Linked DNA regions of Homo sapiens: region 1 is linked to region 2. The links are chromatin contacts, found by Hi-C in ENCODE. All regions are on one chromosome and are shown on one strand. The core of a region is the stretch at or near the end of the contact, and the rest is flanking DNA. Distances in the headings are between cores, read along the strand shown.

Region 1 (2,903 bases), core at 200-2,699, 7.7 Mb after region 2:
ACCCCTACGCGCTTATGGCCTCGTCCCACAATCCCCCAATCTCGTCCCAATTCGAAAAACCGAGGAGGAGGGAATAAACTGAGAGATAAAGATCCCCCCATCTTGCTCTTTCCCCGGGACCCCAGCCTTGGTCGCGGCGCCCCACTAAGGAGGACACAGGCTCTGGTGTGTGTGGTGTGCGAGACCCCGAGCTCGAGGCCGAGCCAAGGCTGGGCAGAAAGTTGCAATCACGTGCTGTCGGAGCCCACTGGAGCGCACAGCCCGCTCCCCCTGGGACGCCCAGGCGGAGGACCTGCTGCGCCCTCCCAGGGCTCGGGGGACTCCAGCATTCACTTGCACGCACAGGCGAACTCTGATTGAAAGCCCGGGATGACACCGAGTCTGGAGAAAGAGGGACCGGGGGGTGGGCTGGCGGAATTGCAGAGCGCCGGCCACAGCTCCCCTCCCCGCGAACGTCGAGCGGAGGGCGGGAGGTGTAACCTCTGACCTCTGGCCGGGTCCACGCCCTGAGGAGGGACTGGCAAGCTCTTGTTCGACAAGTTCAAGCTGCCGAGAGAGCTTAAATAGAATTAATCTCTTAGAGATCGGGGATCATCGCTCCCTCGGCATGCGCTCTCCCAGCGCCGCGCACAGAGCAAGGCGCGAGAGAGCTCAGGAATCGCGGGAAGGCAAGCGGAATGGGGAGGGGGTAGGGGATGAGGGCCTCTCTTCACTATTCCTCCGCCCGGAGAGCGGGAGCCCGCAACGCCCGCCGAGGACGAGCGGCGGGAGGGAACGCTCTGCCCTCCAGCCGCCCCGGTGCAGATAATGGAGGCGACAAGAGATTCGCTCAGCGTCGGATGGGCCAGCTCTGCTTGGGGAAGCTGGCGGCATCCTCCCCTCGGCTGGTGCCCAAACCCACTGCGCGAAGGCCGAAGGAACGCGGAACCTCCAGAAGACCCCATCCTCAGCCCTGACTTTCCGTAGATATGTGCAAAATGAGTAAATTACTCACCTCGGGCCAGATCCAAGTTTTACCCAACAGAAGGGGCACCGGACCAAGAATGAACCAACTCACATGGCCATGTCCGGCGCGCACAATCACACGCCAGCACACAGCCACCCAATTTCTTCCGCGAATCTATCTGGCACTCTGGAGAGAGGGGGAAAAGCGTTTTGAGAAAGCCCCGTCACCCCTCCCCTTCCTTCTTGCCGTGAAATATACGAATTCATTTTTATTACGAGCCGCACCGTCCTCACCATCACGCACGCACAGAGCCACACTCCCATATTCACACTTTCTAACTCGTAAGCTCCGACAGCGCCTGCATTTTCTTTGGGAGCCGCTTGGAGGTTCATTAATATCATTAGCATTTAACCCCCTCCCTCTTCCCATCCCCTCCCCGCACATGGCTGACGTCAGACCCCGCCAGGAGTTGGGGGAAAAGCTAAGTGGGCCAGGGACGCCCTATTCCCCTCCCCGCGGCTGCCTGTCAGAGCGCTTCTGGAGATATTACAGGGGACCCAGCCCGCAGCGACAGGCACAAAGTCACGGGGTAATGAACTTCGGGGACCCTTCGCCGCTGCGTGCGCGGCTCTCCCCGGAAACCCGGACCTGGCCGCCTCTTCCCTCGGAAGATTTCCCAGCAATCTAGTTTTCCCACTCTGCGCTTGGGTTCCGGCAGCGCGGAGCCCGTCTGCCTCTGAGACTGCGGTAGTGTTTTCCTTCTTTCCTTGGGAGACCAGCGGTCGGCAGAGATTGCCCACACTCTGCATGCCTATGTAGAGGGAGAGATCGAAGACTGAGTGACAGGAATGGGGAAAAAGAGGGATTTCGCTCCGTAGGAAGGCCATTTTCGTGTCTCCATCTCTGTCTTTCAACATCCCTCTCTTGCTGTTCTTCCTTCTTCCTCAGTCTTCCTGTCCATCTCTCCATCTGTCTGTCCATGTGTGTGTCCATATCAAGCAGCATTCCCAGCAGCTGCGGTTTTGCAAGAGCCGGGAAGAAACTTAAGGATGCTTAAATTTCCACTGTTGGACGAATTCTGAGCGCCCAGGGAGCAGCGCAGCGCGCGACTGACACCCACCTGTCCCGCCCAGGAGCCTTGCAGGCTGGAGGGCAGCTGGAGAGCGGCGGCGCCCGGCGGCGAGGCGGGCGCTGCCGGCCGGGACTCGGGCAGCGCCCACCAACCGCTCCGCCCCGGGACAGCCAGCATGAGCAAGCCAGCCGGATCAACAAGTGGGTACCTCTCGGGCCGCCGTGGGGCCTAGGCGCGCAGCCTGGGGCGAGCGAGCGGGGAGGCTGGGGGAGGTCCTGCCTGGAGCGCTGCGAATCTGAGCCCCTGAGAGGGATTCCAGCGGGCGTGTGCGTTCGGCCCAGACCTGTAGACCGTGAGTTGGAGCATTTCGTGGAGAGGGGAGAGCCGTTTCGTTGCCTCTGGATTGCTTGATCCCCCCTGTCTGGTGCGGTGAGAAGGTTACGACCCGCGCAGCCCACCAGTCGGATGAGTTGTCTCCATTTAGCCGCCAGGTGCTGGATGGGGGGGCCATGGGGGCGGGAACTGGGCCGCAGCTCCAGGCGGTAGCACAATAACACACTCGCTCAAAACTCCGAGCTCCAGCGCGCAAAAGCAACTCTGTGCAAAGCGGATTTTGAATGGAATGCTTTGCACCCCGTTTCTAGCTATTTCAAATAATCCTGCAAACTGGGAAGCAGAAACAATTTAAAAGTCACATTTTCCTTAATCCTAAATCCGCGTAGGTCATAACTGGGGAATTTAAAGTATGGCGAACCACTCTAGCAAAGAGAGGACCAAATCCCTAATCCCAAGGACTTTTCGAGCCGGAGCCCAGCAGAGGCAGGAGTGCGCGGCCTGCTCCCTCCGTGCGCTTCTCTCCTTCCTCGAACTTCCTTAGCTGCCGGC
Region 2 (2,813 bases), core at 195-2,694:
GTTCCCCCTTTCTTCTCACAACTTAAGCTCCGCAGATTCATCCAAAACCAAAAATAAACTTTCAATTAGAGATCATATTTGGCAAAAACATAAAACATACTTTGAATAAAGAGGCTGAAGTATTTGCACCAAGAACAGTGTATTGATGGCAGTAAAAGACCAGCGGGGGTGAACGGAAAATATGTTCTTTGAAAATTCGGGATGCAGTATAGGAAAGTTGCTGATCCACCGAATTTGGGCGATCCACCGAATTTGGGCAATCCTGAGGGTCGTTCAGGGTATCAAATGCCAGTGGGACCCCTGAGGAGCCAGCCTTTTCTTCTACTGCCAGCTGCGAACCCTGGTCCTCGGAAAATCGACATAATAATCCCTGACGTTTGCTCTTCAGTCTCGCGGCATTTAAGGTATCTCCGAGCCCCTTTGGGAAGAGCAGGAACCCCAGACAACTCTTTCAAGGCCCTGTGAAGACAACAGCATCAGAGCATAAGAGATCAGCGGCTCCACAAGTACTCACACACTCGTCCCAATTCCAAAAACACGGCCGGAAAGGGCCTCAGTGCGCCTAGCCAGGCGTTTTGGGTTTGTTTTTAAAGAAACGGGTAAATCGGCAGCGAGACAGCCCCCTGCAAATAATGCTGGCATTCCCTCACCCATGCCAGCCGCATCCTCCAGACCCCTGGGAAGTTGCCCAAACAACAAAATACATATTTCTGAAGACCCGCAAGGGATCTTCCGCCGCGGATCCCCGAGTCCGCGCCCAGGCCGGGCGCACGTCCCAGGAAAGCAGGTTTCCGCAAATCAGAATTCCTCCAAGGCGAGGCAGGGGCCTTTCAGCTCCCTACCTTGGCAGATCTGGACCTTGGCTACCTCTTTAACTTGGGTCTCAAGTCTGAGGGATTCCTCAAAAAGTGACACTTACACACCAAGTCTCTCGGGACTCCCAAGGCGACCCAGCGCTCTGGCTGCCCAGCAGGGGCTGCAACAAGCGGGGCCCAGCAGCGCCAGGTTAACAGGTGGCGCGCTCGCGACAGCCCCTCGCAGGCTCCCCCGGGGGTGGGAGGCGCCGCGGCCTCTCCCACACCACCGCGGAGCTGCGGGGCTGCTGGGCGGGCGCGGGGCGTCTTCTGCTTCACCTACCTTCAGTCCCCACAAGCGGCAGAGGTTTCGGGGGCGCCCATCTCTTAACTGTTCTCATGCCTACCGTCCAACCCAGCGACACCGCCGGCCTCTCCGCTTCCCACCGGCAGAGAGGAGCAGAGCATTCCCGGCTCCCTTTTCTGGATCATGAATTGGAGGAGGGGTGCGTGGCAGAAAGAGGAGGATGCAAGCTTTGGGACGAGTGAGGTGATTTTAGAATCCTGGTCCTCCGTAGTTGCTACGAAGCCAGTTCACTATTATTCCTAATTGGAAGCCGAAAACTGCCCCCCGTAACTTCTTTATAGCTTAAGGGTTTAGCTTCAACTTCACTCCGGGGCCGCCTCTCTCCCGCCCTCCCTCAATGCCACTCACAAGCCCCCTCGCCTCCCATTGGCCTGGCGCGGCCAGGGGCGAGGCGCTCATTGGCCAATAGGGCTGAGTGACACGAGTCGGCCCCGAGCCGCCCTCCGCGCGCCCAGGCTCCGGGCTCTGAATCTTACTACCCGCGGGACCGCTGGACTCCTAATGAGCTCAGGGTGCCGGGTCGGCGCTGTCCGGTTGCCGCCGCTGCTCGCGGCCTCCTGGGCCTTCCCGACGTCGTGCGCGACCCGCGCTCCTCGAGCTCCCTGGGGTCGGGTGGTTGAGCGCTCAGTCCAGCGCGGCGGCCCAGCAGAACCGGGAACGTCCGGAGGCAGCGGAGGTCGGGCCTGCGGGTTAGGTCTACCGGCGGAGGAGGCAGGGTTCGCCCAAAGGCCCATCCCGCTGGCAGTCGCTGGCCGACGGCGTGCGCGAGGCCGGTTTGGGGAGTTATTTTCTCTTTCTCGTTTCTCTGAAACCATGGCGACACGGAATTCATTGCCAGAGGAAATAAATACAATAACTGTCTTTAAATTAATCCCAAAGAAGTGCGTCTTTTTCGAAATGGCTTGGGTTTGGGGCTGATTTTTTTCACCGTGGAAACTCGGCCGGGGAGTTTTCCTATGGGGAGCAGCTAGGGGGACACTAGGGGAAAAGCTTACATTTCAGGGCAAAATAGAATGATTGATATAGAGATACATAGCTCCCAACAGTCCTTTATCTTAAACATTAGCCAACTCTTTGTCGGGTTTTGTTTCAGGAAACAAAAGTCCAACATGATTATTCCTTACAGAAAGGATACAGTCTACATGAATGAACTTAACGATGCTCGCGGTTCCCTAATAGGAGCTGTTTAAACAAACGCTCACCAGGACTCTTGCTGACTAATTATCTTTTAGAGACCCTCTAATTTGAACCGCCTTCTCTTTCTCTCATCTGAGAAAACACAACAGGTAGCATCAAGAAAAAGTCAAATTGTCCCAAAAACAATTGTTGTCCTCACGAATCACCCCCTACAGACTCGACTCCCGGCTTGGTTTTGGTACGCCGGTGACCAGATTCGGCTCCTAGAGGTGCGTTTGGAGGGAGTTGTTTCATCTACCATAAAAATCAGTGAGAACACCAGTGACGGGGCACTCATCCTCTCGTTTGTGGCGCTAATTGCCACTGAGAAAATAAATACTTTGAAGAGGGGTGTGTGCCATTCTGCTGATATTCAGAACAACTTTAAGAGTGTTTGTTCAAAAATACAGACATCTGCCACCTCCTTGCCGCCCGATGGCAGTAAGATAGTCGTAGAAGGACAACAGCAGCTTTCT

The links. A loop is a pair of places that touch in the nucleus more often than their neighbours do. Pooled maps may share reads with other maps.
Region 1: a pooled map shows a loop between it and region 2 (18-fold over the local background). The contact joins the promoter of NR2E1 here to the promoter of SIM1 in region 2. A Hi-C loop is called at or near these places in 1 of 168 maps with a recorded cell type or tissue (naive thymus-derived CD4-positive, alpha-beta T cell), 2 of 37 single-sample maps with no recorded cell type and 9 of 50 pooled maps.

What each region holds. Positions count from the first base shown.
Region 1 is chr6:108,164,573-108,167,475 of GRCh38, forward strand. NR2E1 (nuclear receptor subfamily 2 group E member 1) reads left to right here and starts at 1,450. Exons shown (of 9, transcript NM_003269.5): 1 at 1,450-2,218. The coding sequence starts at 2,194. RefSeq lists enhancers at 493-1,394, 2,295-2,903.
Region 2 is chr6:100,463,477-100,466,289 of GRCh38, forward strand. SIM1 (SIM bHLH transcription factor 1) reads right to left here and starts at 1,445. Exons shown (of 12, transcript NM_005068.3): 1 at 1,138-1,445; 2 at 1-459.